Linked DNA regions of Homo sapiens: regions 2 and 3 are each linked to region 1. Evidence: read pairs that join two places in POLR2A ChIA-PET (ENCODE). Cell type or tissue: HepG2. All regions are shown on one strand. Region 1 overlaps COL27A1 (collagen type XXVII alpha 1 chain). Region 2 holds the start of KIF12 (kinesin family member 12). Region 3 has its middle 18 kb from the start of KIF12.

Evidence for each region. ChIA-PET counts read pairs that join two places held together with the same protein. Peaks named below come from ENCODE experiments on the same cell type or tissue, not always from the same donor. Only the 100,000 strongest peaks of a DNase experiment are listed, where the experiment ranks them.
Region 2: POLR2A ChIA-PET joins it to region 1 with 26 read pairs; 3 of 35 experiments call an interaction of 5 or more read pairs at or near these places.
Region 3: POLR2A ChIA-PET joins it to region 1 with 60 read pairs; 3 of 35 experiments call an interaction of 5 or more read pairs at or near these places.

What each region holds. Positions count from the first base shown.
Region 1 is chr9:114,171,465-114,179,464 of GRCh38, reverse strand. COL27A1 (collagen type XXVII alpha 1 chain) reads right to left here. Exons shown (of 61, transcript NM_032888.4): 4 at 1,121-1,174. Among named protein-coding and RNA genes, the nearest start is that of COL27A1, 20 kb to the right of the region's middle. In HepG2, a CTCF peak has its summit at 4,530; DNase peaks (open chromatin) are centred at 3,864 and 4,504.
Region 2 is chr9:114,095,665-114,103,664 of GRCh38, reverse strand. It overlaps KIF12 (kinesin family member 12), which reads left to right and starts at 4,373. Exons shown (of 19, transcript NM_001388308.1): 1 at 4,373-4,414; 2 at 4,496-4,561; 3 at 4,652-4,730; 4 at 5,236-5,363; 5 at 5,475-5,550; 6 at 5,924-6,058; 7 at 6,229-6,364; 8 at 7,187-7,278; 9 at 7,458-7,614. The coding sequence starts at 4,389. It overlaps LOC124902251 (a long non-coding RNA gene), which reads right to left and starts at 5,310. Exons shown (of 2, transcript XR_007061740.1): 1 at 5,227-5,310; 2 at 2,846-4,587. RefSeq lists an enhancer at 4,049-4,584. In HepG2, a CTCF peak has its summit at 7,497 (motif pointing left); DNase peaks (open chromatin) are centred at 4,274 and 7,495; H3K4me3 peaks cover 1,250 bases.
Region 3 is chr9:114,113,674-114,121,673 of GRCh38, reverse strand. No RefSeq gene overlaps it. Among named protein-coding and RNA genes, the nearest start is that of KIF12, 18 kb to the right of the region's middle. RefSeq lists enhancers at 1,711-2,005, 7,765-8,000. In HepG2, no CTCF peak of the experiment used is centred here; DNase peaks (open chromatin) are centred at 1,893, 3,263, 3,853 and 5,843; H3K4me3 peaks cover 1,099 bases.

The DNA of each region.
Region 1 (8,000 bases):
AGAGGCTTGGGGGCTCAGGAGGTTGGGGAAGGGAGTAGGCTGCCTAGGTCAACGGCCTCATCCTGGTCCCAGGCTGCAAGGTCCCATGGGCTAGCAGCGTCTGTGATATCTATGTGGTCCCCAGAGGGCACGTGCTTCATGAAGGCTCTGAAGCCAGGAGGAAATGCCGCTTCAGATGGCAGATTCCAGAGCCCTGGGCCCAGGGAGCACAGGGCCAGGTCTGGAGGGAACTAGGGCTTGGGTAATTGCATAACCAGAACCACTCGCTGGGCTCAGAGCTAAAAATATGCCCCAGGCAGCTACCTCTGCCAGGGCCTCACCAGGCACCCAGCGTGGGAAAGGCTGATTCAGCCTGGGCACAGATGCCGGGTGCTGTTGGTCTCAGCCCTCTAAGGGAAGCAGGTAGGTTTCCCTCTAAGGGGATCTCCAAGGGTTCCAGTATATGGGTAAGAGCCTGGGTTCCAGTCCTGGTTTTGCCATTTCCTACTCAGTTTCCTCATCTCTAAAATGAGAATGATCTCACTGTCCCATGGGAACTTGGGGTGGGCATGAGAGGTCAAATAAGGCAGCATAAAAGAAGGTGCCAGGCACATCACATAGGAGCTATTTTCCCTCTCGGGCTTGGGCTAGCTCAGTCAGCCACCGCAGCCTGCCAAGCTGTCCCCCAGCCTCTCTCCAGCAGGAGGAACTCAACTCCTCCCCGCATGGCCCCTCCAGGTACCTATGTCCGCACCCCTACTCCAGGAGAGCCCTGCAGAAACAGGAAGAGGGATGCAAGGGTCATATATTCCCCAAGGCAGTTTTCCTGGCCAAACACTGAAGCTCACCAGCCGAAGGGATGTGATCTTCTGGAGCCCCTTCCCCACCCCAGGCTGCAAAGGGTGATATCCCCAATGGACAACTGAGACCTACAAGAGGTCATTGCTGTTCCATGCCATATCTGTCCATATAGCACCCTTGAGAGCCCTAAGTCCACTCCAAATGGATAAAGCCAAATATGGGTGCCAGAGAGGGGGAGGGAAGAACCTGAGGACACACAGCAAACCCGAGACCTCAGGGGCAGTGAGACGCAGGCCAAAGAGCCACCAAGAGTTCCAAAGGACAGTGTGAGATAACTCACCCGAGGCCCACGTGCACCAGGGATTCCAGGTAGCCCAGGTAGCCCAGGGGGACCCTGAGGAGAAAACAAGAAGACAGCATTAGACAGTGCCCACTGGCAGCAGAGAATGGGCTCAAGCAGTCATTCAACAATCCCGCCTGCAGCTGTGGGCATGGATAGTCCGCGGCTAAGAGGAGGAGTCCCCTGAGGTCCCTGCCCTGAGAAATTCATGCTCTTTGGGGCTTTTGGGCTTTCATAGCTACTATTCAGTCACTGACGCCCTCATCATTTATCACCCAGCTAACTTAGGGTGTCACCTTCTCCAGAAAACCTTCCCCAAGTTGGACAAAGTCCCTTCTTTTCCTCTATTTTAAAGACCGCTATCTTACTTGGGGAATTATCTGCTTAGAAGCCTGTGTCTCCCATCAGATGACAGTCTCCTCAAAGGAACTAAGGGGATATGAGTCATCTGCCTATCCCCAGGGCTCAGCCAAACGTTTGATAAAATAAAACAGCCAGAAACCTCAGAGCTCAGCCAAATTCTCTGCAGAATCAGAACAGAGAAGGGACTTGGCCAAGGTCACACCAAGTATCTCTGCCCCACAAACAGGCAGCACAGCACACAGAGCATGGCATGGGTTTTTGAATCAGACATGCCTGGGTTCAGATCCCTGCCTGCCGCTGACAAAATGCACAAGTCTTTAGCCAGCTTGTGCCCATACAAACGGAGGCAATAAAACACTCCCCATGGGATTCCAAGGATGACATGAGAGATGATAAATGTTAACACGGTGCCTGGTATGTAACTGGCACTCAAATTTTCTATCTGTTCCCATGGCCACAGCATGGTCCAGCCTTCATCACCACTCCCCAAGAACCGGCAGCAGCCCCCTCAGTGGTCTCCCTGCCTCTACTCTCTCCTCCCTCCCCTCTGCAGTCCTCCTCCACACAGCCTCATTCACCTTCCAAAAGCCCTCCCCTGCTCAACAACATTTAAGGGCTCCCCATTTCCCACAAGTGAAAAACCTAACCCTGAAGCTCAGCATTTAAGGAGCATCTGTGTGTCCTCATCTCTTTTCTCTTTACACAGGAAGGGAGGCAGCCGAGCAGACTTACTGAAGGATGAGCTGATCTTTGTTCAAATCCTGGCTTTACCACTTAATAGCTGCACACTTCCTGCAGTTCCTCCCACTTATCTGAGTCTCAGATGCTCCCCGTTAAGATGGGTCCAATAGCTACCACTGCATTTACCTCGAAGGAGTAAATGAGGATTAACTAAGCGCCTGATGTGAAGAACTGTGCCTGCAGCCTTTGAAGGAAGCCAGGCTTTCGAGGATGTGTGAGGCCTGGGGAATTCATTTGTTTCAAATAACCATCAATGAGATTCCAGATTTCCTGCCCAGAGTTAAAATCGGTGTTGAAAACCCAGTCTGGTTTGGCTGGTAATTAATCCAGATCTCATGCTGGGCAGTCTCGGCTCACAGTTCTGGCCTGTGAACACCACGTGCTTGCTCGTCCATGAATAAAAATCAGAGGAGAGATCCAGACAGGCAGATATGGGTACCAAGGTCACTGGGCAAGAGCCCTGAGCAGAAGGAGGAGGGTCTGTTTTGTGACCTCGGGCAAGTCCCAGCTACCTCTGAGCATCCAGAGACCTCTGGCCAAATTGGCGGCAGAGTTCCAGGGGTGGGTAGAGGGGTTGTCTGGTTTTGTGGGTTCTGGACTCTGGGTGCCAGTCTTACCCACTTCTCCTCTCCAGCTGTCTCTGGGCAGTAGAGTATGGTGTAACACCACGGGCCTGGGTTCACATAGGGCACCCCCCCCCACCCACCTACTATCTGGGTGGCTTTGAGCAAAGCTATTTCCAGGCTCCAAGCCTTTTTTCTATTACTGTAAAATGAGGTTAATAATAGCACCTAGCCGACAGATAATCTATAACAAGTGCTAATCCTGGTGTCTGGCACCCAATTAATGCTCAAAAAAAATGTTAGCTGTTATTTCTGTGAAGCAAGCTTCTGGAACGTCCTCAACTCAAAATTTTAAGCCATCCTCCTTCACATCTGTTTCTAGGGGACAGCAAAAGATGTCCCTTCTTAGAAGGCCCTCCTTGACCCAACTGTCCCAGGTGGACCCAGAATTAAAGAAAAAGCAGGGGGCTGAGACGAAGCATACTGTAGGTATACCATGCCGTTTCAACAGGTAAGAAACCAGAGAGAGGTTCAGAGAGGAAAAGTGACTTGCCCAGTGCCACACAGCTAACAAGAGGCAGAGCCTGGATTCAAACCCAGGACCACTGGACCTGTTCTCCTACCCTGGGCAGCTGCCACACAATCTTGGTTGAGTGTGACTCTAACTAGGTATATGGCCTTGAGTAAGTCCCTTCTCTTCTCTGGACATCTGTGAAATGAAGATCCTGGAAACTTCCTGGCACTGGCATTTCCTGAGTTGCGGAAAGCCAAGGTGGGGGTAATTTCCTCTGCTACATTATCAAGTGAAGAGGAAAAGCGAGATTCTTCCCATCTCACAGAGAAGGCAAAGACCCAGCAGGGTGAAGGGCTTGTCCAGGACTCCGGGGAGGAACAGGCTCCGTGGGTGCAGCTCCTTCATGGACCCTGGTGGGGCTGCAGCTGCAGAGGCCTGGACACTCCCTCTTGGCATGTCTTCTGCCCCAGAAATAGGGGCATCCAGGATAGAGTCTGACCTCATCCACCACATCTGCAGAGCAGACTCTGAGTGCCACTCAGGACCCAGGGTCCAGCCTGGTGATGTCAGCCCACAGGCGGACTCCTTGACGGGGCGGCCCCAGCTTCGGGCCTGGCCAATCCCTTCACTCCACCTTCAACCTGGGTGGGGACCGCCGGCTGCCCAGTGCTAGCCACGGGCTGGACCCTCCCCTACTCAGTGCCCACTTTGCTCGTGGCGAGCACGGGTGCCCCCTGGCCCCTCTCCCCTGATCCGAGACCCTGCCTGTTCTCTCCGCAGTGGAAAAACGCTGCCATTTCTTTCCAGGGCCTGAAGCCTGAGCGGGTGACTCTGGGATGATTCACGAGGCCGGGGTGGGATTTTCCACTTTGCGTTGCAAACAACGGGGCCTCTGAGAGGGCCTGGAGCTGAGGGGGAGCAGAGCGGGGGCTCAGGCCTGCCTGGGGGAGGTGGAGGAGGCCTGGGCTCCAGGCGTACGCAAACAGAGCCATGGAAACAACCAAGCAGACCCCTCGGGGCTTCCCCCAAGGGTCCTGGCCTCTGACAGCCAGATCTAGGGGAACCCCATCCTACGGAACAAGTCCACCGTTGTGTCCAGCTGGAAGAGCCTCTGCCTGCCAAGCAATGAGAGGTTTTACAAGCCTGGGGTTTAGGAGACCAAAGTCCGATCCTAGGTGTGCTGCTACCTACCATGTGACCCTGAGCAATGTCCTTTTGATCTCTAGGCCTCGACTCTGTGTCTGTAACCTGTTGGGGGTAGATAGGGGGCCTCAAAGGGCTCTCCCATCTCTGACCATCTGAGCTCATGATTATTCCTAAGAATTCACACAGGGCACCCAGACTTCCCTAGCCTCTGTCCTGGGAAGGACCTGCTGGAACAGAGCTTCTTGGCATCAGTACAGCTCTGTATGACCTTGAGCAAGTTACTTAATCTCCCTGGGCCTCCGGGCCTTAGTTTGTCCAGCTGTGAAATGGGAATGTAATACCCATATTCTGAGATGGCATATGCATGCTGGTTCTTCTCCATTTACTCCCCAGATCTGTGCCGTGCCCTGGGAAGCTGACTTCTACAGATTATACCCCGGCCTTCCTTGACCTCTGGCTTCCAGCTGGGTTTGGCCAATGGGAGACCCCAGGAAGAGAGTGCACAGAAGGGAGGACAGGGTATATTTCTCTCCCTGTGCCCTCTCTGCTGTGCTATAATTTGGCTGCAGCTGTATTCGCCCATGGCCCCTGCTTCTGTGAGGAGACCCCTGCTCAAGGTTTTAACTCTTATTGGGTTCTGGGAACATCTTTCCCTGGGACCTTCTGGTCTGGGTGTGGTAACAATTTCCTGCAGTTTCCAGGCCCCTTGTGTTTCACCTGCCTCTGCTGGTTCCCTTGATGCTGTCCACCCCTCCGTAAATAGTCTGTTCCTTTAACTCTCCCCAGTGAGTCTGGGCCCTGCCTGGAGGTCAGGAGATCGAGACCATCCTGGCTAACATAGTGAAGCCTTGTCTCTACTAAAAATACAAAAAATTAGCCAGGCATGGTGGCACATGCCTGTAATCCCAGGTACTTAGGAGGCTGAGGCAGGAGAATTGCTTGAACCCAGGAGGCGGAGGTTGCAGTGAGCTGAGATCGCACCACTATACTCTAGCCTGGGCAACAGAGCAAGACTCTGTCTCAAAAAAAAAAAAATGGGGGCAGTCCTCCCCCAAACCCCCGCTGTCTAGCTGACATGTGTCATGACACTCTTATCCATTCAGGCTCCCTGCTGTCCCTGCTCCACCGACTAACCCCAGGTTAGTATTTTCATAGCACAGTTCTCCAAGCAAATGTGAGACTATGTCCAGACCCTCCCAGTTCTCTCAGTGCACCAAAGTCCCCACCTCAACACCCACCATCAGTCCACAATCACAGCCATGACAATCTACCAGGACCCAGGTTTCATATGTGCTTTACTCCCCTCCCCCCGACCCCCGCATCTCACTGAATCCATGTAACGACCCTGGAAAGGTAGGTGGCACCGTATCCCCATTTTATAGAGGCAGAAACTGAGGCTTAGAGAGGTTAAGTGATTTGCCAAAGGTCATACAGCACCAGGCATCTACAGGACGTTCAGTTAACAATTGTGCAAAGAATGAATGGATGGCTGAATAAGGGAATGGTTCAAATCCAGGTTGTCCCAAATCCAAAGCCTATGTTCTTTTGCAGTCCACATGGCCTCCTCATCTCCCTGGCAGGAGAGTTCTGGGTAACCTCAAGGAACCCCGCCTGGGAGTCAGGACGACCTGCATTTCGTAAGGATCAAATTCTTTTGTTCATTTCATAGATAGATAGTCACAGAGCACGTGGTGTGGGCCAGGCCCTTAGCGGCGTCTTCCCGAGGGGACATTTGCAAAAAGTGCAAGCACGGGCAAATGCCAGTGGCCTGATCGTGAATAAATAAGGCCTTGACTCGCCTCCTCTCAGGCGTGGGGCTTCTGTGCAGCTTCTGTGCAGGGCTGTGAACCACGGCCTCCCCGCCCCAACTCACCCAGGGCCAAGCTCAATTTTTCCATGTTCCCCCCTCCTGGGGCTCCCACAGAGCTTCCTCACTCAGCAGCTACAACTCCTGGCAGGCCTGGGCCCAGAACTCTGTCTCTGCCTCTGCCAGTTGCTCTCGTGCCCTGAACCCCGAGGAGCAGGTTTGCACATGCAGACACAGCCACTGCACCTTTCTCAAACACTGAAAGGTCCCACAGTCATTTCTAAGGGGAGAGCTGTCCCAACACCCTATTTCAGTGGAAGACTGAGCCCTGGGGAGAGGAAAGAATTTCCTCAAAGTCACTCAGCAAAACTAGATAAGATAGCCCAAATTACTTCATTTCTACTACAGCTGTTTTTTGAGACAGAGTCTTACTCTGTTGCCCAGGCTGGAGTGCAGTGGCATGATCTCGGCTCATCACAACCTCCACTTCCCAGGTTCAAGGGATTCTCCTACCTCGGCCTCCCAAGTAACTGGGATTACAGGCGCACACCACCATGCCTGGCTAATTCTTGTATTTTTGGTAAAGACAGGGTTTCACCATGTTGGCGAACTCCTGGCCTCAAGTGATCCGCCTGCCTCGGCCTCCCAAAGTGCTGGGATTATAGGTGTGAGCCACCACGCCCAGCCTCTACTACAGCTTTATATGCAAATAAAATTTACGCACATTTTCAGGCCACCCTCCCCACCAGAGGTGGGAGCTATTATCATCTTATGTTCTACAAAAACAGGCTCAGCATGGATCAGTCACAGAGCTAAAAGGGGTGGAGTCAGGATTTGAACCCAAGTCTGCATGTGCCTGGATGGGGGACAATTAAGCTCTTCTCCTGGGCAGCTGGAGCTTCTGTTCTGCTGGGCTTAGATCCTGGATATATATGGGGGTCAAGGGAAGACAGCAGAGGCCAGAAAGAATGAGAGTTCATTTCATCACCGTTCAAAGATGCCTCTTCCATTACATTATTCTGGTATCTGGTGAAGAAGTGACCAGGTTGCCATCTGCTACACAGTGGACAAAGATTCTACCAGCTTCCGGGTTCCTCCTAGGGTGGGGACAGGGGATAGCATGGGGCCTGAGACAGGGATGTCACCCGGGCAGGTTGGTGTCTTCCCCTTGTCCTCAGTAGTCAGGGCTGAAGGAGCAGAAAGAGCCTCAGCCCTGGCCAGAAGTCAGGGACCACAAGTTGCATCCCAGCTCCTTCAGGAACACGCTGGGAGCCTTTGGCGGGGTCCTTTATCTCTTTCCAACCCCTCTTGGATCATCTGTGGGGCAGGGATGAACACACACAGCCTGCCCTCCTCAACCAGTTTTCATGAGGTCCTAAAGGAGACACCGCGCCTGTGGAAGCAGCTCATAAACTTGATGGGTTATCGAATCGGAAGCTTCTTTAGGCCAGGCACAGTGGCTTAAGCCTGTCATTCTAGCGCTCTGGGAGGCTGAGGCAGGAGGATCACTTGAGGCCAGGAGTTTAAGACCAGCCTGGGCAACATAGTGAGACCCAGACTCTACAAAAAAAGTGAAAAAATTAGCCGGACATAGTGGCACGTGCCTGTAGTCCCAGCTACCTGGGAGGCTGAGGCAGGAGGATGAATTGAGCCTGGGAGATTAAGGATGCAGTGAGCTGTGATCACACCACTGCACAGCAGCCTGGGTGATAGAGTGAGACCCTGTCTCTAAAAAAAAAAAGAAAA
Region 2 (8,000 bases), 76 kb after region 1:
CAAGCAATCCACCTGTCTCAGCCTCCCAAAATGCTAGGATTACAGGTGTGAGCTACCGTACCCGACATCTTTGTGACTTTATATCTCATTTTTTGTCTTCTTTTGAATCAGTCAAGTAGTTTTAATTCATTTTTCTCTATTAGCTTCTTAGTTTTAACTCTTGTTTTTGTGATAGTTACCTTAAAGATGTCACTATACATCCCTGAACTACTACAGTCTACCTTAAGTTAGTACTTTTATCACTTCCCAAACAATTGAAGAACCAATGCTACAATTCTATGGTTTAACTCCATTCACTCCACTTATCCTTTATTCTAGTGTAATGTCTGTTTGCTTCTATATATATTATAATGGTAGCAAAAAGTTAGTGTTACTTTCTTTTAAACAGTCAAAATGATTCTTTTTTTTTGAGACAAAGCCTTACTCTGTCACCCGGACTGGAGTACAGTGGCATGATCTCGGCCCACAGCAACCTCCACCACCTGGGTTCAAGTAATTCTCCCGCCTCAGCCTCCCTAGTAGCTGGTATTCCAGGCGCCCACCACCATGCCCGGCTAATTTTTGTATTTTTAGTAGAGACAGGGTTTCACCATGTTGGCCAGACTGATCTTGAACTCCTGACCCCAGGTGATCCACCCCCCTCAGCCTCCCAAAGTGCTGGGATTACAGGCATGAGCCACCGTGCCTGGCCTCAAAATGATTTTATATACATCCTATATTTATTCTTTCTCATGCTCTTTATTTTTTCCTTGAGCTCTATCTCATTCAACATATAAAAATTTCCTTCAGTATTTCTTGTAGTGATGATCAACTGGAGGTGAATTTCTCAGCTTCTGTTTGTTCAAAAATGTCTATTTTACCTACATTTGTGAAGGATACTTTTGCTAGACATATAATTCCAGGTTGATTTTTGTTTTTTAATCTCAGCATTTTAAAGATACACTGTCTATTGTCTGTTGGCATCCATAGTTTCTATTCAAAAGTAGTTGTCAGTCTTCTTATTGCTACTTTGAAGGCTATGGTTTTTTCCCTAAGGCTGCTTTTATGGTTTCTTCTTTGTCTTTGGTTTTCAGCAGCTTAAGATGTGCTAGATATTTCTTTATATTTAATCTTTAAAGTGGGCTACAAGGTTGCACATAACCAGGCTCCTATTAACTTTATAATCTTTTTCTTTTTTTTTTTTTTTTTTGAGATGGAGTCTTGCTTTGTCACCCAGGCTGGAGTGCAGTGGTGCCATCTTGACTCACTGCAACTTCTGACTCCCAGGTTCAAGTGGTTCTTCTGACTCAGCCTCCTGAGTAGCTGGGATTACAGGCCTGTGCCACCATGCCTGGCTAATTTTGTATTTTTAGTAGAGACAGGATTTCACCACGTTGGTCAGGCTGGTCTCAAACTCCTGATCTCGTGATTTGCCCACTTCGGCCTCCCAAAGTGTTGGGATTATAGGCATGAGCCACTGCACCCAGCCACCTTTATGATCTTTTGTCTCCCACTCTTCCCTTGCTAACTGTGTTCCAACCACCCTGGCCTTCTTCCATTCCTTGAACACACACTGGTCATACTCCACCTCAGGACCTTTGCATCGGACAATTCTTCTGCCTAGGATAATCTTCCCCCAAATATTTGCATGACTAACTCACATTCGTCCTTGAAGTCTTTCCTCAAAAGTCACCTTCTCAATGAGGTATTCCATGACTATACTATATAAACAACAACCTGTTCGCCATCGCCAACACTGAGTGATACTATTTCCGTAGCACTTTTCAGCTTTTAACATACTATGTAAGTTATTTATATGCTTATTTTTATTATCTGCCTTTCCCACCTCACTAGAGGGTAAGCTCCATAAGGGCAAGAATTTTTATCTGTTTTGTTCACTAATGTATGCATCTCAAGTGCCTAGAAACCTGCCTGACACCTAGAGGAGGCTTAATAAAAACTTGCTCATGACTGTTCAATTTAAGGGTAGCAGATGTTTGCACTCACTGTTAGAGAACAGAACCAGGACTTTGCTCCTGCATTTGTGATTCAAAGGACATCAAATCATGTACACATTCTGACCCAGGTTGGGAAGCCTGGTGCACAAGCCCCCACTGACCAGCATGCAACATATCCCCTGTTTCTGCACTTTTATCAAAATCCTTTCAAGGTTGGGCATGGTGGCTCATGCCTGTAATCCCAGCACTTTGGGAGGTTGAGGTGGGTGGATCACCTGAGGTCAAGAGTTTGAGACCAGCCTGGCCAACATGGTGAAACCCTCCCTGTCTTTACTAAAAATACTAAAGTTAGCTGGGCGTAGTGGTGAGTACCTATAATCCCAGCTACTTGGGAGGCTGAGGCAGGAGAATCACTTGGATCCAGAAGGTGGAGGTTGCAGTGAGCCAGGATCGCAACATTGCATTCCAGCCTGGGTGATAAGAGAGAAACTGCATCTCCAAAACAAAACAAAACAAAACAAAAAAAACAAAAATCCCTTCAGCGTGGCTCATCTCAGTCCAGCCTGAGGAGGGCCAGCAATCTGACTAAACCAATGCACACTAAGATGCTAGTGATTGATAGTCTTTAACACTTTCAACAGCTTTTAAAGGAGCACCTTGTTCATTTACTGGGTTTACTCCTGACAAAAGCAACTTGCCATAGCAAGCAGCATCAGGATGTACAGCTCATAGTTCTGGGTTTAAACTCTCAGTTCTGCCATTTGTTGTTTTCTCCTTAGATAACTTTCCCTGCCTTTCGCTGTTTAGTTCAGTTTTTTTTCCTCTGAAAAACAGGGATAGTAATTTTTGTCTTATCCACCTCAAGGACTCAAAAAATAGATTAAGGAACTTCAGAGTTGAAAGGGAACTTAGAGATCATCTAGGAATTTTTATTTTTGTTTTTAGGTAATTATTTACAACTTTCACTTTCAATGACACATCTCATTGAAATCTCAGAACAACTATGTCAAATAGGAGAGAAGTCATTAATCTCTTTTTACAGGAAGGAAACAAGAGAAGCCAAGACTGTGGCAAGTTAGTGGCAGAGCTGGGGGCAGTGGTTATTAGTTCTACAGAACTTTCCCTGTGGCCCCTGCTAGAGGGTCCTATAACCAAAAGGTCAAATGGCTCTTTCTTATACATCTCCATTGCCTGGGGAGCTCACTGCCATCCAAGACAGCCCATTCTCCAGCAGGGTGGCTTTGATAGTTGGCTGTAATTTGTGGTGGTATAGAATGTGTCACATTGAGAAAAAGTGATTTTTAGGGCTTTCACCCTAATGTGTGTTTGGGGGCCGGAGAGTTTGCAGAAATATTCAGAGAACATACAAAGACAGCCAGAATGACAATAATAATAACAATGCCAACCTGATGGTGTCACATCCCTGTTTATAACCCTTCAATGGCTTCCTGGTTCCCTGAAGAGTGAGTCCAGACTCCTTGATGTGCCCACCATAAGCTAGATCCAGCCTCAAACTACCTCTCCATGCCACACTCATCTCCCCACCCCACCCTGGCCATCCTGACTCCTGTTTGCTTTGCCTGGAATACCCTCACCTCCTCCCCACCCCCACTGGCTCCTACAGGCCTCTGTACTCCCCCTAAAGGCCCTACACGCTGCTGGGTTGTACTTATCCATCTCCCCAGACACACTGTGAGCTGGGAAGGGTCAGGGGCTGCATGGGGTTCCTCTGCCCTGGTGCCCAGCATGGAGACTGGTACAGAATAAGTGATTGCCCCATCCCTGCACATTCACAGACATCTCTGCTGTTCTCATAAGCCAGACCAGGAGAGGGTTAAACAATCATGCTGGCCTAGGATTAACTTTGGCATTAGAGAGGCAGGTGCCCCAGTGTTTTACCAGATGCTTGGAAACCTGTTCTCAGGTCAGCTCAGAGATTCAATCCAGCCAGGTCGTCCCTAGAGCTGACTGAGACCTGTGCCACTCCTTGGGCCCTGAGCTGAGCTGCTGGGGGTGGGAGTGGGGGGTATGTGGAGAGGGTGGGAAAAGCTTGGTCCTGTGCAGGCTAGCTCTGTGGCCTTGGTTGAGTCCTTCCTATCTGCTTAGGTATCCCCAACTGGGCACAAAGGAGGCCGGTCTGGGTGGTCCCACGGGTTCCTCTTGTGAGGACTGGCCAAGAGCAAGGGATCCTCAGACTCCAGAACCCCCTAGCTAGGGGTCCCCTAGCTTGGGAGAGACTTTCTCCACCGCAGGGGTGAGGAAGGGTAAATCTTTAACGAGCTAGCCCTGGGCAGCTGGAGTCTTTCCGGATGGATGGCTGCCTGGGATGGGGGATGGGGTGGGAATGCAAGATGTGTGTAGACAGTCCCAGTGTTGTGGAGAAGGGAGGGTATTGGTGGGGGGTAAATAAAGGAGACGCGGGCGGAGCTAACTCCGTGTGCAGAGCAGGACATGGAAGAACGCGGGTCACCCGACGGGTAAGCAGATCTTCAGACAGGTTCGAGGAGTCCTGAACAGCCGCTAGGTGCAGGTATGATAAGTCGCATTGCTGCCCACAGGGATCTCGCGCGGAGCCTGGAGCAAGGGCCAGAGGGGCCGGAAACGCCCATCCAGGTGGTGCTCAGGTGGGTATAAATTGGCTAGGAGGCACCTGGGCGAGACAAGGATCGAGGAAGACATCAGGATGTACCATCTGCCCTTCTGTCGGACCCCAGGGTACGTCCCATGAGCGCGGCCGAGCTGCGTCGAGGGCAGCAGAGCGTGCTGCACTGCTCAGGGACCCGGACTCTGCAGGTGAGGAACCCCTCTCTCTATCTCCCCAATAAAAAATCCCGGGGACGCCAGATCCCTTCCCCCAGGCAACTTTGCCCTAGGCCCCGCGCTCCCCCGGAGTGGTCCTCTCCCAGGTGCCCCGCCCTCCCCAGAGTGCCCCTCCCTTCCAGGATGCCCAGCCCTCCGCCAGGGTGCGCCGCGCCAACCCCTGCGAGTGCCCCGCCCCTTCTGAGTGCCCGCCCACCCAAGGTGCCCGCCCCCCCCAGAATGCCCCGCCCCTCCAGGGTGTCCTACCCTCCCCAGAATGCCCCGGCCCTAGTGAGTGTCCCCCACCCCACCCCCAACCCAGGGTGCTCGCCCACCGAGTGCCTCACCGAGCGCCCTACCCTTCTCCAGGGTGCCCCGCCCTCCTCCAGAGTGCCCCGCCCTCCTCCCGCGTGCCCCGCCCTCCTCCACGGTGCCCCGCCCCTCCAGGGTGCCCCGCCCTCCTCCAGAGTGCCCCGCTCCTCCGCCCCACCCGCGCCAGGTGAGTCCTCCAGGCGGGGGTCCAGAAGTGGCGTTCCGCTTCGGTGCGGTGCTAGACGCGGCGCGCACGCAGGAGGACGTGTTCCGGGCGTGCGGCGTGCGGCGCCTGGGGGAGCTGGCGCTGCGCGGGTGAGTGAAGCTTCGCCTCCGCTCCGCGCCGGGCCTGGCGGGGCCCCGAAGCACCCCCAGCCCCCACCCCGGGTAGCCGCCGGAGTCCAGCCACGCCCTTGCCGCCCGCAGTTTCTCCTGCACTGTTTTCACCTTTGGCCAGACGGGCTCTGGGAAGACCTACACCCTGACTGGACCCCCTCCCCAGGTGAGCGAGCGCCGGCGGCGCCCCCGCGGGGCGGGGCTGGGTGGGCTGGAAGCCCTGGGGAGCCGCAGGCGGCGCAGACTCCCAGAGGGAAGGGGCTGGGACGACGCCGCCTGACCCGCTTGTTTGCAGACGAGGACGCTGAGGACCAAAGAGAAGGGACTTGCCCAATTTGGAGCATTTGGGCTTCAACTTTGGCCCCTTCCTAGCTCTCAGTTTTCTCATCTGTAAAATGGAAGTGACAGTACCGACTATGAATTAAATGAGCCATTGTTTGGGAACTTGGCACGTTTCCCGGCGCACGGTATCATACATGCGCTACAGAGGGTAGTTATTACTGTGGAGATGACGATGGCTCAGCTGGTTTTGCCCCTAGGGGGAGGGGGTGCCTGTACCCCCCAGCCTGGCTGGCATCATGCAGAGGACCTTCGCCTGGCTGTTGGACCGCGTGCAGCACCTGGGTGCCCCTGTCACCCTTCGCGCCTCTTATCTGGAGATCTACAATGAGCAGGTAAGGGAATGAGAGGAATAGAAAGACAGCCCATGAGGAAACGGAGCGCTTCTTTCCAGGGAGCCTGGATCAAAGGACAGAAGAGGCGGTGGGGACTGTTGTCAGTAAGATCTGGGGATGGGTGGACTCAGAAAGATCCCCTTCCCTCACCCTCCTCCCTCCCCTCCCAGGTTCGGGACTTGCTGAGCCTGGGGTCTCCCCGGCCCCTCCCTGTTCGCTGGAACAAGACTCGGGGCTTCTATGTGGAGCAGCTGCGGGTGGTGGAATTTGGGAGTCTGGAGGCCCTGATGGAACTTTTGCAAACGGGTGTGTGCTGACAGCGGGGAGTTTTGCGGGTAGGGGTGCCCATTCCTCAGTTGTTCACTGAGTGTGGACTTGGGGCCCAGACTGCAGCTGCAGCTTCAGAAATGATTCCTGGGGGAGGTGGGGAAGGACCAGTAAACCACAATTCAAAGGCATGGCCCAAGGGCCTCCCCGCACTGCCAACAAGGCCTGCTAATTCTGCCTTCCAAACTCCTTTCACACCCTCTCCTCTCTAGCCCAGGGCCTCGGCCTCCGCCAGGACTCATTCTTGCTCCCTGGTGGTCTCTGCACCTCAAGGCTCTCCCCTGCCCATCCATTCTCCTCTATGCTGCAAACCCCATCTCTCTTTGCCTCCAGACCCTCCACCCTTCCAGGGCCCTGAGGATCAAGGTCATACCTCTTAGCCTAGCCTAAAGGCCCTTTCAGCCTCATTCTTTTTTTTAAATCAAGTATTTATTGGGCACCCCTCCTTTGGCAGGCACTGGAGATGCTGACTGTGGATTCTGGCCCCAGCACTGTGCCACACCTCTCAGCTGATCTCCTGCCTCAGTTTCTCCCCTTCCTTTCACGAAGCAGTGGGAGAGATGTTTATAAAATGCAAATCTGACTGTCATTCTTCTGCTCAGTTTTCTCTATCCTCCATCCACCCATCTCTGCTAGAGCAGGGCCCAACATCCCATCGTTCCCTGAACAACACCCACTCTGTTGCCTCCCTGCCTTTGCATGAGGCTGACCCTTCCGCCAGGATTCCTTTGCTCCTTTTTCTTCATTGATGATGACCTGTTCTTCCTACCAGGTCCAGCTCCTGATGTTTTTCCCTTCCAGGTCTCAGCCGTCGAAGGAACTCAGCCCACACCCTGAACCAGGCCTCCAGCCGAAGCCATGCCCTGCTCACCCTTTACATCAGCCGTCAAACTGTGAGTGCTCCAGCCTGGGAAGGTGCTTACCCGGGGCCACCAAGCAAGGGTCTGTATCTGGACATATAAACCAACTTGGGTGTGCATGGGGGTTAATAATGGAAACTCTTGGTCCCATAACCTTGTGGCTTTGATGGGGACGGTCCCTCCCAAGTCCCCATGAAGCTCTGATCCCTCAGGCCCAGCAGATGCCTTCTGTGGACCCTGGGGAGCCCCCTGTTGGTGGGAAGCTGTGCTTTGTGGACCTGGCAGGCAGTGAGAAGGTAGCAGCCACGGGATCCCGTGGGGAGCTGATGCTTGAGGCTAACAGCATCAACCGAAGCCTGCTGGCCCTGGGTGAGACCTGGGGGCCACCGGTGTGATTTCCTGTCTCTCCTCTGTGCCTGGCTCACAGCTCTCCACAGTGGGGGATACCAGAGGAGTTGTAGTAAATAGAAGAGGGTTAAAGAGCTGCGATCCAGGAACCAAAGGCCCCATTCTGGCCCCAGCTCTGCTGTTGACTTCTCCCTTCGTAAAACACTGCTTATGAATGTATAAACTCTAAGGGTGTATAAAGTTCCATGCTAATTTGGGAAATAGAACCACTCAACTGCAGAAGATGAACCCTCAGAGACATTTGGCATGTCCCTTGTGCAGTTGGGAAGACTGAGGCCTAGTAAGGGGAAGGGACTTGAGCTTTCTCCCCAACCCCACCCCAGGGTATTGGACCTGGAGATCCTCAG
Region 3 (8,000 bases), 58 kb after region 1:
AATGCAACCTTTCCTCTCCCAGCCCAAGGCTCTGACTGTCCTGCCATCCTGCCTCCCTCAGTCAGGGGCCAGCTGTGCCCTTGGCCCCAGTGGAATGTGTACCCTGGAGTTTTTTTGCCCCTGCTTTGGATTTAAGATCTTCCTTTCTCTGAAGCCACAGAGTCAACACATATTTTTACTAGGAGGCATAGTAGGCAGGGCACCCAGAGCCCAGAGCCCTGCCTTAAGAGGATTTATTATCTTTTTCAGGAGACGGGAGGGAGCACAGATGTGAAACCATAAAAATGATCAATGTGGCCAATGCTTACGTGGGACTTGGTGTGCACCAGGCACAGCTCTGATCTAAGGGATGTCCATGTATTAACTCATTTAATCCTCACAACAACCTATAAAGTATTGTCAACCTCATTTTGTAGATGAGGAAACTGAGGACACTTAAGATTGAGTAACTTCTTCTTGACCACACAGCTACGAAGTTGCAGAGTTGGGTCTCAGACTCCCAGGCAGCCTGGTTCTTGAGTCTACTCAACCAAAGAAGACACTCATATGGCAAGTGTTAATCCCTCTGTATCAGGCACCATCCTCAGTATTGGGGACCCAGTGGTGGAAAGAATAGACCAGGGCTCTGTCCTCAAGGGACTTGTCATCCTTCTTTCGCTCACTTATTCATCTACATAGCCACCCATCCACCATCCATCCATCCATCCATCCATTTACCCATCTATCCATCATCCATTCATTTATTTATCTGCCTATCCATCATTTAACCATCTATCCATCTATCTATCCACCCATCTATTCATCAACCTATCCATTATCCATCTACCATCCATCATCCATCCATCCATCAACCCATCCATCCATCATCTATCTATCCAGCCAGCCAGCCATCTACCCATCATCCATTCATCTATCCATTCACCCATCCATTCATCATCCATCTATCTATCCATCTACCCACCCATAATCTGACCAGCATCCACCCATCCACCCATCCATCAACCACCCATCTGTGTCGATTTTTATTCATTATGTATCTCCCATGCTTGGCATAGTGCCTGGACATAACAAGTCCTCAATCAATATTTGCTAAAGGAATGAAGGAATGAAGACAGACTTGGGCCCCGCCCCAGAGCACTGGGTTCTTGTCCCTTACCCTTTCCCAGTCACAGCACCATAAGGTAGTAAATGCTGCCATGACCACCTTATGGGATTCTTGGGAGGCTTTAACGGCAAGTAGGTGAATGCCTTACAAACTGTAAAGGGCTCTAGGGGCATAGTCAGCATCAGGCTACTGAGCTGGTGTGCAGGCACTGAGACCTGCAGAGCTGTGTCTCTCTCCAGTCTGGCTGGTGAGACCTGTCAGACACTTCCCCTCGACCTGCCAAGAGGCCCAGAAAGGAAAGGAAATTGACATTTAATGAGCATCCATGAAGTGCCAGGGACCTTCACATACTTTAACCCTCTCTTCTCTTTTCTTGTACAAATCAAAGAAATGGAAGCCCAGAGAGGTCCACGATTTGCTCAAGGTCACATAGCCAGAGAAGAGCAGAGCCCACATTCTAACCTCGGTCTGTGAGCCCCAAAGCCTGTGCTCATGGCCCTACCTATGCTACACCACTTCTTCTTAAAGGGGATGCTGTCAACTTTTCCCTAAGTCCCCACTGTTCAGGGTCACTCAGCAAGCTCTTGGTAGAGTCTTTTAAAACACGTTTCCATTTAGTTTTTGCATAGATTATTTCCTTTTTGTTTTATGGGACACCCCCCGACCCTCCCCACCCCCCCACCCCCACCCAGCCACCAACTTTTATTTGCAAAGAAAAGCCAGTGTAAATATTCCCTCCCACCCAGGTTAACCCTTGTCTGACAGAGGTGTATTCTGTGCAGCTCTCTGGGGGAAAGGATGAAAGGTCACCCGGGCTTGCCTGGGCTTCCTGCAGGGCCTGTTTGACAGACCCTCGTGATAGTTCACACACACATGTATCTCTGCCGCCTAATGCCATGGGTGGCAGAAACCCCTGATTCTCAATTTACCAGCTTCTTATGACCCTCAGCACAGACCAGCCTTCTAGGGTCCAAGTGTAAAGGAGACAGTCTTCCTGGAGTCTCTACCCTTGCACTGTGGGCTGGAACAGAAAAAGAAGTGCCCTCAGCCACTGTTCCTGGGCCACCCACCGAGGGCCTGGCATAGCACTGGGCACTTCACCAACATCCTCTCACTGAGTCTTCTGGAAAGGAGGGCTTGGTCTCAATGACCCCATTTTACAAATGGTGAAGCTGAGGCTCAGAGAGGCAAAGTCACCTGTCCAAGACCACACAGCTGGCCAGGGGAAAACTAAGCATAAGACACGGTCCTTGCTTATAAGTTGCTTTAAGTCCAGGGCTAAAAGTAAGACACTGTACATGTGAAATGACAAGACAGCCCCTCAGGCCAGGCACTATCTTCAGTGCCGGGAACAATGACCCAACAGGAAACTGGTTGAAGCAAGTCCCAGTTCTGCTACACACTTGCTGAGTGACCTTGAGCTGGTCACTTTCCTTCTCTGAGTCAAACATCTCAGTCTCTTATGCTCTTTCTTATGTAGCATCTGGTAAGAATGTATAAAGTAGGACCTCGTAAGGGCGTGGGAGAAGATGGCTGAGGTTTGTGGAATAGCACAGCATTATGGCTAAGAATTACTACAAAGCCCTCCTCCTACCATATAGAGATCCCCTCCACCAACATCCCAAGAGGCAAATCCCCAGGCAGGAGAGTTAAGGTAGACTGGGTTGGGGGGCTAAGCAGAGGATCTGCAAGCCCTGTGCCAGGCACCAAGGGGAGGAAGGAATGGCACGGGGCATTCCACACCGGTGGACAGGAATTCTCTCTAAGTCGGAACTCCAGCGGCTCCTCACCAGCCCCTCTTCCCAGGCAGCCTTCACCACAAGACCCAGCACCTCCAGTGTCCCCAGCCACAGCCCCCCACAGCACAGGCTCCTCCTGGAGTTGGCTCCAGCTCCAGCAGGCCAGCCATTGAAGGCTCCACCTCACCCCTTTAAATTCTATTTTTTCAAACCACATTCTTGAACTTGGCAGATAACGTGGCAGCCCGACAAGAGCCCTATTTACTCGGAGAGCCGTGAATGGGCCCTTTATAACAAGCTTCATTAATATTTCTACCTATTGGCCAGCTCTCCGTTTCCTCCCCCTATACAAACAGATTCTCCACACAGAAAGACTTTTCAAATGCTCTTGTTGACTTTCCCCAAACAGGGAGGGCAGCTGAGCCGGCAGGGGTGTGTGAGTGTGTGTAAGTGTGTGTGCAGGGGAGGGGGCGGCCGTGGGCTTGCGCCCGCCAAGCCTTATGCAGGAAGGAAAGAGGCCCACTATTCATGGGCAGGGACGGGCAGCTCGGGTGAGTCCAGGTATGCCATGCCTCACAAAGGCATACTCAGCCCAGCCTGCCCCACGAATTCCAGAGCCCTGGCCCGCGGAGGTAGGCCGTCCCTTCTCAGCTCCTGCTGCCTGACCAGTGACCCGAGGCAAGTCCCTGACTTGCTCTAGGCTTCACTGTCTTCTTTTGTCAGTTGAGTCTCTACCTTGCTACTCAAAGTGTGGTCCATGCACCAGTGGTATCACCATCCCCCGAGAGCTTAGGAGAAACATAGAACCTCTACCCAGATTTGTTGTCCCTGAATTTGCATCCTAGTAAGATCCCTGGGTGACTTGTGTGCACTATCGACTTCAAGAAGCATCTGATCCACTCCACATGCCTCCTCCATCACCCCCCTGCCACCACCACTCTAGGGCCCAAAGGCCACAGTGGACCTGACACATCATCGAGAAGGCGGCCACCAAGGCTCTTTTGCTCTCTAGTTCGACACCACAGCCCTGGCCCATGGTTGGGGCTCAGAAAATCAATGAATAAACAGAAAAGTGTATTGTCCAAGTCCACAGCCTTGTGCTAACGACAGCAATTCTTCCTCTTCAGCATTTGAGAACATTGTGAAGAACTGCCCGTTCCATTGTTCTGAAGGTCGTAGAGTCTTGGAAGGGACTTTCTAATATTGCAGTGGATGGGGTGAGCTCCCTGTCTTTTGGAGATATGCAAGCAGAGGCGGGAGGACGTGTGATGGGAAGTTGGAGGAGACACCATGCCCCATGTATAAAGAACGTGCCTTTGGGGCAGAGAAAAAAAATCACTGCAGGGAAGATGGTGTCCTCACTGAGCACACCCACAGGTGAAATGGGGGCCTCTTTAGAGACGGACAGACCCGAGTTTCAATGTTGGTGATGCCTTCTTTAACAATGAGAACATGGACAAGGTGGACAAGAGCCTTCACTTCCCTTCCATCTATTCATTCAATAAATGTTGATTCTATGTGTCAAGCCCTCTGCTGGACCTTGGGGACCTGATAGTTCATAAAATAGATTCTTTATTCCTATGGGGAGAGAGACAAACAAAAATCAATAAAAAATAAATATGGGCAGGGCGCGATGGCTCACACCTGTAATCCCAGAACTTTGGGAGGCCGAGGAGAGGGGATCACAAGGTCAAGAGATCGAGACCATCCTGGCCAACATGGTGAAACCCCATCTCTACTAAAAATACAAAAATTAGCTGGGCGTGGTGGCACGTGTCTGTAATCCCAGCTACTCGGGAGGCTGAGGTAGGAGAATCACTTGATCCCGGGAAGCGGAGGTTTCAGTGAGCTGAGATCACGCCACTGCACTCCTGCCTGGTGACAGAGCAAGATGACTCCATCTCAATAAATAAATAAATAAATAAATAAATAAATAAATAAATAAGAATGCTGAGGAGAAAGTAGAGGAGGGTGACAGAGACAAGGTGTGTGCATGGGAGGTGGGGAAAATTATGAGTGAGGGGAGCTAGGGAAGATGCCACTGAAAGGTGACCTTTTACAGTCAGACCTGAAGACAAAGGAGCCAGTCACGTGAGAAGCCAAAGGAAAGGTACCCCCAGCATAGGGACAGCATGTGCAAAGGTCCTGAGTTAGGAAACACTGGGCGCTTTGAAAGGGAGGCAGCGTGGTGATCGCATTCCACACACAAGTGGGAGAGGAACCGTGGGAGGCGGGAATTTCCACCTTACAGAGCTGCAGAGGATGGATGGCACCCAATCGGTGCTCAGAGCAGGATGTGTTTGCTCTTCACTGACCCACAGGTCCTGATCAGAACTGCTGTCTGTTTCCATCTCCCGAGAACAGCAGGGGCAGTGCCTCAGCCTGGGGGCCACGGCCCAGGGCAGGGCCAAGGAGCTGCAGGGGCTGAATGAGCCGCCTGTGTGCATATTGGCTGCATACTCCTGCCTTTTTGGGGAGGGAGTGGCCTGCCCTCTCCTGGGACACCTGCCCAGCTTCAGCTGGCCTGGGTGGCTTGGACAGGAGTTCCTGACCCCCTGCCCAGTTCTCAGCAGCCAAAGGCCAGACCCTCTTGGGAGCACAGAGCCTGCCAGCCGGCTCACACCCTCCTCCCTCCTCCCTGGCCAGCCCTTAAGTACCAGGCTGGAAATAACCGGTTCTCTCCACCCCTTGGGGCCATGGGCTTGCCCACCCTAGGGGCTGAGGTGGCTGGACAGGGAGTGGCGGTGGGCTGTCCCAAGAGAGACTTCTTGGAGTCTTCGCTGGGAGGCTCCCACCCTTGGGTTAGTAGGGAGGAGTTGGTTCAATCCTGGATTTGCTGCTGCCTCTCCATGAGCCCTTCCAAAGCTGCCTTAGCATTCTGAATCTGGTTTTCCTTATCATTACAGTGGAACCGATCACCCCCTCTGAGGGCTGTTGTGAGAATTAAATAACAGATGTGTGAGCTTTGCAAACCGTGACGTACAATGCACACAGAAGACTTTGTGGTCGGGTCGGACAGTTCACTTTGTATTCGAGGTCATGAAAGGACTGAATTCTAGCATCTGGTCCCAACTTCACCTCTTAGCTAGACCACAGCGTTTCTGAAAATCTCAGTGTCCCCAACTGCAACATCAAGATCCTTGTTCCTACCTCAAAAGGTTATCATTAGAATCCAATTTATTCAAACAGTATGTGTTGAACACCTACTATGTACATTGCTCACAGCATTCTAGACATCTGTAGAGGTAGGCCCCCTTTCCTTCTTTGACTTCAAGTAATTCTTTCCAGAGGACTGAAGAGAAGACAAGGATATACTCTTGAAGGTAGACAAAGGACAAAGGAGAAAGGTTCTAGATCTCAGACTTGGTCCCTGTCGTTAGGTGGCTGGTTGAGGTCTTGGTTCAGTCTTTTACTGTCTCTATGAATTTGGGCAGGTTACTTAGCCTCTGCAAAGCTCAGTTTCCCCATCAATAAAGGAGGGAGGATATTGTGAACCAAAAATAAAATTCTAAGCCCCCTGCCCTCCAACCAGCTGGACTCCCTCCTCTGGGTCAAGGCACTCCAAAGTTCACCTGAAAGACTGGTTCAGGCCATAATGGGAAGCAGAGGTCAGACATGCCTCAGTAGCCCTCCTCCCTTTTGGGATTCAGGAAAAGCTGACCCCTATTTAACATCAACGCAGACCTGAAGTCTGATAAGGAACACTTACAATGTATTCTTTCTGAAGCCTGCTGCCTGGAGGCTTCATCTGCATGATAAAACTTTGGTCTTCACAACCTTTTATCATAACTCAGACATTCCTTTCTATTGATAATAACTCTTTTAACCAATTACCAATCAGAAATTTTTTTATTCTACCTATAAACCTGGGAGCCCCCACATGCACTCTGCTTCAAGTTGTCCCGCCTTTCTAGACTGAACCAATGTATATCTTAAATGTATTTGATTGATGTCTCATGTCTCCCTAAAATGTATAATACTAAGCTGCACTCAACCACCTTGGGCCCGTGTTCTCAGGGCCTCCTGAGTGAGGGCTGTGTCATGGGCCATGGTCACTCTTATTTGGCTCAGAATAAATCTCTTTTTAATAATAATTTTCAATTTCATAATAATTTTTAATAATAAAATAAACATTTTACAGAGTTTGACTCTTTTTGTCAATAATATTACACCACAGATGTCTGTTGCCATGGTTTAAATTGTATCAATTGACACAGGGTGCTTAGCTCAGTCTTTGGCCCATTGTGTGTGATTCATAACGTTTGCTGCTATTAGCAGTAGCTGCAAATAGTATGTAGTCATCATTACGGTAGTAGCAAAGTGGTAGTAGTATAAATAACAAGAGAAGCAATCCTGGTGGCAGTACTGCAGTAGAAATACTGGTGGTAATAGAGTAAGAAGTACTATGTTTTAGACCATTTTCATACTGCTATAAAGAGACTACCTGGGACTGGGTAATTTATAAACAAAAGAGGTTTAATTGACTCACAGTTCCTCATGTCTGGGGAGGACTCCGGATACTTATAATCATGTGGAAGGCGAAAGGGAAGCAAGCACCACCTTCACAAGATGGCAGGAGAGAGGGAGAGTGAGCAAAGGGGAAGTGCCACACTTTAAAACCATCAAATCTCATGAGAACTCACTCACTATCAGGAGAAGAGTGTGGGGGGAACTGCCCCTATTATCCAATCAGCTCCCACCAGGTCCCTCTCTTGACACATGGGGATTACAATTCAAGATGAGATTTGTCGGGGGATGCAGTAGAGGCAGTAGAAGCAATAGTAGTAGAAGTACTGGTTGTGGTGGTCATAGTAAGAAGTGCCAGCAGTAATAGTAGAAGCATTGGCAGGGTCGTAGTAAAGGACTAGAAGGACTACGAGAAGACAGTGGCAGCAATACTAGTAGAGGTCATAGTAGTAGTAGTACCAAAGTGGGCATATGTGCCAAGGGAGGGAGGCAAGACTAAGAGAATCCAGCACCCCTTTAATTCTGGGGAGAAAAGAGAGGGTCCAGTTTCTGAGAACTGGAAAAGAGAGGGGTCTAGGTAGATGGAGCTGGCAAGAAGAAATGAAGGGTACAAAGCCCTAGAAAGTGGTGCTAATCAATCCACCTAAGCCGGATAGGACTCGGTCTTGGGATTGATGAGAGTCTCATCT